2 separate regions of the Mus musculus genome follow, and region 2 is linked to region 1. The links are chromatin loops, found by intact Hi-C in ENCODE. Cell type or tissue: heart. All regions are shown on one strand. Each heading gives the region's core, and the rest is flanking DNA. Links, peaks and the distances in the headings are about the cores only. Region 1 overlaps Gm38631 (a long non-coding RNA gene). Region 2 overlaps Gm29536 (predicted gene 29536).

Evidence for each region. Peaks named below come from ENCODE experiments on the same cell type or tissue, not always from the same donor. Only the 100,000 strongest peaks of a DNase experiment are listed, where the experiment ranks them.
Region 2: it touches region 1 in a loop (2.9-fold over the local background); 2 of 42 quality-filtered maps call a loop at or near these places.

The regions. Positions count from the first base shown.
Region 1 is chr1:78,721,533-78,726,912 of GRCm38, reverse strand. It overlaps Gm38631 (a long non-coding RNA gene), which reads right to left. Exons shown (of 4, transcript XR_865568.1): 2 at 4,905-5,380. Gm33693 (a long non-coding RNA gene) reads left to right here. Exons shown (of 5, transcript XR_865566.2): 5 at 110-254. Among named protein-coding and RNA genes, the nearest start is that of Gm38631, 4.2 kb to the right of the region's middle. In heart, for the core only: CTCF peaks have their summits at 886 and 2,265 (motif pointing left); DNase peaks (open chromatin) are centred at 882 and 2,282; H3K27ac peaks cover 324 bases.
Region 2 is chr1:78,886,533-78,891,912 of GRCm38, reverse strand. The region is part of intron 3 of Gm29536 (predicted gene 29536); the gene reads left to right. Among named protein-coding and RNA genes, the nearest start is that of Kcne4, 72 kb to the right of the region's middle. In heart, for the core only: no CTCF peak of the experiment used is centred there; a DNase peak (open chromatin) is centred at 2,472.

The DNA of each region.
Region 1 (5,380 bases), core at 288-5,287:
CCAGACCTTCTGCTTACCCAAGGGTCTCCCTGTCCCGCTGCCTCACAGCACCCCCTGAGAAAGCCTTATCAGTTTCTCAAACAGCCTCTGAACCTCTTCCCTCCCAAAGATGAATACATTAGATCCCTTCCAGCCATGGAGTTGGTTGTTGTTGTCGAGATCCTTATACACACAGCGTGAGTTTGTCCTCTGGAAATAACTGGGAAGTATCCAGGAAAAGAATTACTGCAAATAAACACTACAGTGAATGCTCCCTGAAACCTGATGCTAGGTCTGTGGAGTAGCTGTTTTTAAAAAAAAATCACAATCGTGTGTGTGTATGTGTGTCTGCGTGTGTGTGTGTGTGTGTGTGTGTGTGTGTGTGTGTGTGTGTAAGAGAAGCTGAGGTTTTTTTTTTTAATCAAATTTAACCGAGGCAATAAATTAATTTTATATTCCAGTGGTAGAAAAATAATCTGGTCTCTCATCTGGAAGCCAGGAGAAATACAAGTTTCTCATTTCTCATCTTGGGAAGATGCCAGGGGCCAGTAGGTGGGAGAGGTGAGGGGGGCAAGGGAGAAGTTTTTCTTTTCTAATCTTGTTTTCTTTTTTTTTTTTTTAAGTTGTATAACACGTATTGTCCTGCTTAAAACTCCCTAAAAAATAAAAAAAAAAAAAAATAGCTTAGTCTCCGGCTCCAACCCTCCATCTGCTGTAAGGCAAAAGTCATGGAAACTGCACCTAGGCCAAAGGAAATGATAAAAACGGTTTCCGTGATGCCAAAAAGGGACATTGGTCTCCACACAGAGGCATCTGTCAAATGCCAGCTCGTTTCCCGGCTGATTCTCCCCAACTCTCGCTATTTCCCATCAATATTGTACCAACCTTCAAAGCCCAGCTCAGCAGTGCCACTAGCACCTAGTGGATGGAAGGAGGCCAGGCAGGAAGCTGGTATGCCTTTTGTCCCCTGAACAGCAAACAATCCCAAGCATGGGCTGCAAAAAGGCTAAGAAAGCCTGACTGAGTGCTAGTCTGGCTGGGTGCTGGCCTGGCTGGGTGTTGGCCTTGGCTGGGTGCTAGTCTGAGTGTGTGCTAACCTGGATGGGTGCTGGTCTGGCTGTATGCTGGACTGGCTGGGTGCTGGTCTGGCTGGGTGCTAGTCTGGCTGTGTGCTGGCCTGGCTGGGTGCTGGCTCGTTACTGTTTTGGTAGAGTGCTAACATGGCTGAGGGCTGTTTTGGTAGGGTGCTGGCCATAACCCTCTCTCCTACAAGGTTTGATTTCATCCTTCTGCTTTAAAGTCCTGCTTCTCTCAAAAAAAAAAAAAAAAATGCATTCTTCAGTGGGGCAGACACTGTAATAAATAACTGCAAACACCTGAAATTAAGTCAATGTAAGTATGAAAGTAAAAGCAGGAAGTAATTAAGAAGATGAAAATTATTATTATCAGGAGTTGAAGGGAACTGTAAATATAGACAAAAATATTATGTATAAGTAGAGACTGGCATGGTGAAACCTGTCATAATGTACAATTAATATATACTAAGAAAAAAATCATTTTGAAAAATCCTCCTTTTCGCCCCAGCCTCTCTCTGACTCATATCCTGCTCTCTAGCCCCACTCTGCCCGGCAGCCAGCCTGGCCTCCTTGGTCCCTTCTCAGGGTTGCTACATTACTGTACCCTCACAGGAAGTCTCTCCCCTAAGGTTTTCAGGGCTTGCTCATCAAACCGTCAGGTCTTAATGAAATGTCATCTTTCCCAGGAGGTCTTCTGGGACCATGGATTGAAAGGAACATCCCTCCACTCCCACCTGATGCCCCCATGATATTTGTTGCCATCTGACACACAGGTTATTTATCTTATCTAAGCTGTGATCAGAGTCCCTGTAGGATGGATGCAAGCTCTTCAAAGACAGGGGATGATTTTATTACCGTTGTCACTACACACAGCTTAGTGCACATCATAGAAAACGTCCAGTGTGATGAACAATTAAACCACGAGTTAGACCTGAAAACTGCCTTTGTACAGGAGTTAACACGCACACCCCGTTTTCAACACCCTATCTGTCACTGATCTCTTGTACAAGCCAGAAAGAGTCCTTGGGGTTTCCTACACATTTCATTTAGTTTGTTAGGACTTCGACTTTTCATTGTATATTCATGCAGAATGCTCTAAACGCCAGCTATCTTGTGAAGACTGTAAAGGCTTCATCAAACCAATCCAGCTTCTTCCAGACCCGAGGCTGTGCTGCGCTGAGACGCCATGAGCGGGGTTCCTCCGCCATCCAGTGGACACCTATGGAATTACAACTACGAAGAAGATTTCCTGCTTTCACGCATGCGCTTGAGAAATACCTGCTTATTGAAGTCTCTTCCCCAACCCCAAAAAGCACCCCACCTCATCCTCTGGCCAGGCCTCGGTTTCCAAACGTCCCTTGGCTAGAACTGTTTTAAGTTACTGATTTTCACTCACATGGAAAATGAATTTCCTCCTGGCCCAACAAGCAGGACTCCATCCTCCCAGCTACCCCTAAATTCGGAAACCCTGCGGGGGGCGTGGGGCAAGACTCCAGGAGCAATGTGGGGGAGGCTGGCGGCCCTCCAAAATCAAGCCTGATGCGCCAGCTTGGGACGTCCTAACATATATCTTTCATTCCAAAATCAGAAGCCAGGTGCTAGGTATAAACTCTTAGGAGAGAGTTGTTTCAGTCATTCTGTATCAAGACCAGCAGCGGGTCCTTGTTTAGAGGGCAGAGGTGAAAGGCGGTTCCTTTAGAAGGCAAGATGTTGAAGCAGATTGAAGGGTCAGGTCTGTGACACAGGGCGGCAGGTGAGGCGGGAGAGGCGTCTAAATTCAACTTCACAGGCATACGAAATACCTTTGGCTCCGCCTAGCTAGCTGTATGTGACAACACAGAGTACTGAGGGGAAAGGATCCAGGACGTAGCTGAGCCACCTCAGCTTAGCCTGTCTTGACAACAGCCATCAAAAGAGGCTGGGAAAAGGCTGAAGACCAAATGATGTGGCGTGTTGTCATGAGACAAACCTCTTGAAATGACCCCCATGTCTTACTTATGGGAAGGAATCGTGTTAGTCAAGATTTTGGAAACTGCCTGCTTTTGCAGTATCTATAGAAGAAATGAAGTAGAGCATAGAGTGTTAAGATTTCGTCTTCATGGATACAGAAAATGTGGTACATTTACACAATGGAGTACTACTCAGCTATTAAAAAGAATGAATTTATGAAATTCCTAGGCAAATGGATGGACCTGGAGGGCATCATCCTGAGTGAGGTAACCCAATCACAGAAGAACTCACATGATATGTACTCACTGATAAGTGGATATTAGCCCAGAAACTTAGAATACCCAAGATACAAGATACAAAGCACAAGAAACTCAAGAAGAACGAAGACCAAAGTGTGGGCACTTTGCCCCTTCTTAGAATTGGGAACAAAACACCCATGGAAGGAGTTACAGAGACAAAGTTTGGAGCTGAGACAAAAGGATGGACCATCTAGAGACTACCATATCCGGGGATCCATCCCATAATCAGCCTCCAAACGCAGACACCATTGCATACACTAGCAAGATTTTGCTGAAAGGACCCTGATATATCTGTCTCTTGTGAGACTATGCCGGGGCCTAGCAAACACAGAAGTGGATGCTCACAGTCAGCTATTGAATGGATCACAGGGCCCCCAATGGAGGAGCTAGAGAAAGTACCCAAGGAGCTAAAGGGAACTGCAACCCTATAGGTGGAACAACATTATGAACTAACCAGTACCCCCCAGAGCTCATGTCTCTAGCTGCATATGTATCAGAAGATGGCCTAGCCAGCCATCAGTGGAAAGAGAGGCCCATTGTACTTGCAAACTTTATATGCCCCAGTACAGGGGAATGCCAGGGCCAAGAAGTGGGAGTGGGTGGGTAGGGGATGGGGGGGGGGGGGTATGGGGGACTTTTGGGATAGCATTGGAAATGTAAATGAGGAAAATACATAATAAAAAAATTTAAATAAAAAGATTTCATCTTCAAGAGGGAATATCCAAATCACCATCAGAAGGAGAAGGAGGAAAGTCCACTGTAATGGAAAACTGGGGGAAGCACAACCCAGCTCTCTTCAGCACCCAGCTATCCAACCTTGGGTTCAGCCTCCCTGGGTGCCATGTCCCGCCCTGTGAAATGATATGGTGAGCTGTGATAAGCAGTTCTGCAACTCCTCAGAAAACTCAGCACAGAATTCCCATGTGACCCCAAATCCTGCTTCTGGGTGCTTGCCTCAAAGTGAAGGCAGGAACTCAAGCAGGCATCTACACTGTCAAAGGTACAGACACTCCAACGCCTATCACCAAGGGACTGAATATACACAATGTGGTGTGTATGATGGTTATCTGGGCAGTGATTGTGTGTGGTTTTAATCCCAGCACTCAGGAGGTAGAGGCAGGAGGTGAATCTCTGTCTTTGAGATTAGCCTGGTGTACAGAGCAAGTTCCAGGACAGCCAGGGCTACACAGAGAAACCATGTCTTGGAGGGGGGGGGGGGGAGGAAGAGGAGGAGAAGGAGAAAGAGGAGGAAGAGGAGGAAGGAAAGGAGGAGGAGGAAGAGGAGGAGGAGGAAGAAGAAGAAAAAGAAGAAGAAGAAGAAGAAAAAAGAAGAAGAAGAAGAAGAAGAAGAAGAAGAAGAAGAAGAAGAAGAAGAAGAAGAAGAAGAAGAAGAAGAAGAAGAAGAAGAAGAAGAAGAAGAAGAAAGGCAGTATTACCACAATAAAAAGCAAACCCATAGATCAAATAGATAAACTGGTATGAAGATTGGTGTTAATTATCAACTTGATATTGTCTTAACTCACCTGGAAGTTGGCCTATAGGCATACCTGTGGAGGATTGTCTTATGTTCACTGATATGGGATAGGATGGCCCATCTTACCTGTGGGTGGCACCATTCTCTGGGCTGGCAATCCTGATTGTAGAAACTGGAGAGACTCCATTGAGCATGACTCCTTGTAACTCTTCATACAACCAACTGCTTCAATCTCCTGCTGCCAGGGCATCCACACCATGGTGGGCTATATGAGCCTGTGAGATGAAAGAGATTTTGTCCTTAAGTTACTTTGGTCAGAGTGCTGTATTGCTCCAACAGGGAAACTGAGAGAATAGAGAATAGCAGCAAAACAGAAGGGGGCAGACAGGTGAAAGATGGAGAGAGAATGGATAAAGAGTTTATAGACAAACACGCAGGCAGAGAGAGGGAGTAGGAAGGACAGAACAGCAGAAAGCTACACACAGTCATGCTTTGTGATGGGTAGTCTTTGCTGTCCGCTTGGCACACTTGGGAAGAGGAAACTTCAATTGTCTCCATCCGATTGGAAGACAGGCAAGTCCGTGAGGCATTTTCTTGGTTGC
Region 2 (5,380 bases), core at 255-5,254, 170 kb before region 1:
AGGCTGCTCGAAAGAGTTAGAGACCTGAACTCAATCTTTGGAAGGAACATGTATAACGAGTACTAAGACAGCCTGTTTATTTCTTATTCAACATTTGGACTGATTTTCAGTCATGTGCAAGGCCACCACTGCCTTGCACACATGTATCCTAGCATTTCTACAGCCCTGGATGGGCACACAGATGTCAGGTGCTCTGGTAGACAGTGAGAATCCTTTTGAAGCTGTGTGAGAATAGCAAGTTACTAGCTTTTTATTACTACTGTATATTGGAGTGCGGTTGACAAGAATTCTAATGGGGTTGCAGCTATAGTCCGTCTAACATGGTGTAATGCAAAATGAACAAGAGCCTGCACGGCTGATAAATCACCATGCAGCACACTCTATCTGCAGTGTGGGAGGCTCTCTTTTCCTTCCCTGTCTTTTATTTTGGCTTAAGTAAAAGGATGGAGGACTATGAATAGGAACTCTTCTATAATAAGAACACAGTAAAGAAAATCCCCAAATTCTTAAGTTGTTTAAAGTGTTGTGAAAGAGGATAGTCAAGAAATTCAATCATTTTTGAGTATTTCTCAGAACAGAGACACTTTCAGAAAATCGAAAGACCCTTATTCCCAAAACTATTGTGTACGGCTAACCAATTTTCATAAAGGAAAATTACTCCAGCCAGGAAAAGAGCATAGTTCATGCCATCTTTGACCTAAGGAAGAGTCCCTCCGCCACTTTGAGTTCCTGAGAATAGAATGAGACCCAAGTTATCAACAACACATTTTGTAATTGATGCAAGTGCCATCCTCTTGGGGAATGAATAATGGCACCTGATAAAGAGTTAACACACCCAACATTGATTCATAAGCTACCCCGAAATAGCCCTATGGGAATGCTGAGAACCTGGTGTGACTACCAACTGTGGAGAGAAGAAATCCACAGTTCATAACAGCTGGTTGTGATTGTGCATGCCTAGAATCTCAGCACTTAGACAATGGTAGCAAGAGGACTGGGAGTTCAAGGCCAGCCTTACCCACAGAAAGAGTTTGAGACCAGCTTCAGCTGTGTGAGACTCTATCAAAACAAACAAATAGGAAAACCAAAGCATGCGTCCCCTAACAAGAGTAATCTTAACTACTTGTCAGCTGGAAAGAATTATGACAAGACCATTACAAAGCTGTCTTTGTTTATTACTGTGACAAACACCGTGACCAAGGAAACTTGTGGAAGAAAGGGTTTGTTTCAACTTACAATTAATTGCCGGTCAGAAACAGAAGTCACTGCAGGAGCTAGGCAGGAACCTGGAGGCAGGAATTGAAGCAGAGGCCATAGAGGAATTCTTATTGTTTGCTCCTCAGGGCTTGTCAGCTTGCTTTCTTATATACCATATCTCCCATCCCCAACCTGTCTCTTTCTCTGCCTCCTATTGCCCCATGCCCATCTACCAGTTCAGGGGTGGCCTAGACCCTCCCACAAGAATCATTAATCAAGAAAATGTCCCCACAGTCTTGCCTAGAGGTAAACGGATGGAGGCAGTTTTGCAATAGAAGTTCTTTCCAGATGGCCCCGGCTTCTGTCAAGTTGACAAGAAGGAAGGAAGGAAGGAAGGAAGGAAGGAAGGAAGGAAGGAAGGAAGGGAGAGAGAGGGAGAAAGGGGAGGGACAACCAGCATAAGAAGATACTGAAAAATGTAATCATTACAAGAATTAACGATCATCTGGGGAAAATGCAGTGCTCGGGGAATCCAATATGTGTTGTCTGAATGAATCATGTGCAATGTCCAAAGGCTTGACCACTGCTTTTTGTCAAGGGTGGAATCAGGGCATGACAACGGTTTTGACTATTCAGTGTTGAACGTTTCAATAATACTTGTGTTGTTTTGTGGGAATCTTCATTCTAATTTTTAAAAATACTTTCTTTCTCATTTATATTTTACTTATGTGTGTGTGTGCATGTGTATCTGGGTGTCTGATGAGGTTGGACACCATGAAGTTACAGGCAGTGGTGAGCTACCTGATGTGTGTGCTGGTAAGCAAACTCTGGGCTTCTGCAAAAGCAGCAGAAACATGAAGCCCCTGACCCATCTTTCTCTCTTAAAGGATTTCATAGTAAAAATAGGAAGCTATTGATATGAAGCCATGACAAATCTGTCCTTTGGAAAAATGGCACGGTGTTCCATAAGTCCCAGTGAATGCCTCTCTCTATGTGGCATGCTCTAGACCACCCCCAAAGTCTTGTGTGTCAGGCTTCCTCATCTCACTGTGGAGGAGAATTCCCTGTTAGGATACCCATTTCTGCAATGAAGTCCACGTTCCCTAGGTCAGCAACTCTTCCCTCTCTTTCTATGAGCACAGGGCCTGGTGCGAAGCAGGTTCTCTGTGGCTGTGATCCGTCCTCAGTGAGTTAAAACCCTTGAGGATGGGAATTCCCTGGACGATTAACGGGCTATTTTAACTCCCGTTCCTATCTGAAATCAAAGGGGGGCTTTTCACAGCCATCAATTCTCCCATGAGCCATTTCTCAAACCCCAACTCTGTTTCTATGTATTTTGGGCTGTGCTAACCCCGAGTGTGTTCTGGTCTTCAGCCAGGACTCTTCTGGACGCTGTGACCCGTTCCTTCATTTCAAGTGTCTTAAGCCTTGTTTTCTTTCTCTGTCTTTTTTTTTTTTTTAAATCTCCATGGTGTTTTTCCTTCTACAAATTTTGTCTCCCTTTGGGCCTCTTTCCTCTGACACTGTGCAGACCTATAAAAGTAAGTTCACACAGGGATCCCAACTTTCACAGGAAGCTCTAGGAAGGAAGTAGAACTATCTCCATGTTTTAAATGTGACTCACCAGCCTGCTAAGCTCACCACCATTGCAGGATCTCATTAAATTTCAAAAGCAAAAGTTTTGGCAGCTCTCATTACCTTGTTAAGAAACCCAAACAGGCCTGTTCAAAAGTCAAAATGCAGAGAAGAAAGCTAAGGTGAATATTTTAGAAAATGGTTTTACTTGCAAGAGTAACCAAGGTACCAAGGGGAAGACACACAATAAACTCAATACACACTCCAAATCCAGGGTACCTTGAAGATGTAGACTCAAAAGATTCTACTTTTACAATTATTTTGATTATGCTTCTGAAAATGGCGTATATAAATATGTATTTACATCAATCCCATCCCATATTTTCCCTCTTCTACCTTCTCTTGTCTCTCTCTCTCTCCTCTCCTCTCTCTCTCCCTCTCCTCTCCTCTCCTCTCTCTCTCTCTCTTCTCTCTCTCTCCTCTCCTCTCTCTTCTCTCTCTTCTCTCTCTCTCTCTCTCTCTCTCTCTCTCTCCTCTCTCCTCTCTCTCTCTCTCTCTCTCTCTCTCTCTCTCTCTCTCTCTCTGGCCACATCACATGAACTTCTATGTTATTTTCCTGGAATTCATGTCCCTTGAGTCAGAAGTTGCATCGGTCTTAGCCACCACTCTCCCCAACATACAGTTAAACTCAATACCGGTAAGGAGCTTCTCAGCCCTTCGGGATTCCTCAGTTGAGAATTCTTTGTTTAGCTCTGTTTCCAATTTCTTAATAGGGTTATTTGGTTTTCTGGAGTCCAACTTCTTGATATATATATATATATGAAGAACAATATGAACTAACCAGTACCCCCCAGAGCTCCCTGGGACTAAACCACCAAAGAAAACACACAGAGACTCATGGCTCCAGCTGCATATGTAGCTGAGGGTGGCCTAGTCAGTCCTCAATGGGAAGAGAGGCCCTTGGTCCTATGAAGGTTCTATGCCCCAGCATGGGGGAATGCCAGGGCCAGGAAGCAGGAGTGGGTGTGTTGGTGAGCAGGGGGAGCGAGGAAGAGATAGGGGATTTTCTCAGAGGGGAAACTAGTAAAGGGGATAGCATTTGAAATGTAAATAAAGAAAGTATCTAATAAAAAATAAATGCAAATAAAAATACCTGTAAGGAAATAAGTATTTGTGACTAGCTAAATTGGAGAAGATGGTCAGGTAAAGAAGGAAGACCCAAGTGGGTGCAACATCCACCTTCCTGTACTTAAGTGTAGCACTAGAAACAGAAACATATCTTTACTCAGATTAAACTTTCCAAGACTTACCACTGATATCGTTTCAGTTTGTTTGTTTTTCTCTCTTGGTAAAAGTTGGTATTGTTTTCTCTTAGTACTTTTGTTGCTTGTTTCTTTTTGGTTGGTTGTTTGTTTGGGGAGTTGAAGGAGGGCAAATAGACAAAGAGAAGGATAAAAAGAATATTTCTCTAACCTCTGATTCTAAAATGACAGTATCTGTACCCCACTCCATAGAGATGGAAACAGCTCAGACACTAGCAATTCTAACTGAAGAGCTTAGCTATGAGAGCCAGATGAGTAATAAGGGAAGAAACTGATATCTATGGGGCTTCCTATTGAAACTTCCACTAATCTGTCCTAGCATTTCAACCATTTCTAAAATTCTCAACTGCTTATTGTTTCCTTCCAATAGCCCCCATGAAATCATGCCATTTATTGTCAGAATTTTCAAGAACCTTTTGTTGATTGAGGCTTGGGATTTTTAACTTGCTACATAGTATGTGACATGTCTTGTCAAATTTAACCTGTCAAAAATCCAGCTATACCACTCCTGAGCATATACCCAGAAGGTTTTCCAACATGTAATAAGGATGCATGTTCTACTATGTTCATAGCAGCCATATTTATAATAGCCAGAAGCTGGAAACAACACAGATGTCCCTCAACAGAGGAATGGATACAGAAAATGTAGTACATTTACACAATGGAATACTACACAGCTATTAAAAATAATGACTTCATGAAATGCACAGACAAATGGATGGAACTTGAAAATATCATCCTGAGATAACCCAGTCACAAAAGAACATGCATGATATGCATTCACTGATAAGTGGATATTAGCCCAAAAATTTGGAATACCCAAGATACAATTCACAGACCCTATGAAGCTCAAGAAGGAAGACCAAAATGTGGATGCTTCCATGCTTGTTAGAAGGGGGAACAAAATACTCACAGGAAGAAATATGGAGACAAAGTGTAGAGTAGAGACTAAAAGAAAGGCCATCCAGAGACAGCCCCACCTGGAGATCCATCCCATATACAGTCATCAAACCCAGATGCTATTGTGGATGCTGGGAAGTACTTGCTGACAGGAGCCTGATATGGCTGTCTCCTGAGAGGCTGTGCCAGAGCCTGACAAATATAGAGGCAGAAGCTCATAGCCAACCATTGCACTCAGTGCAGGGTCCTCGATGGAGGAGTTGGAGAAGGGTCTAAAGGAGCTGAGGAGGGCAGCCAGCCAGACCCCCCCCCCAGTGCTCCCAGGGACTGGACCACCAACCAAAGAGTACAAATGGAGGGAGAATGAGATAGGGGGTTTCCAAAGG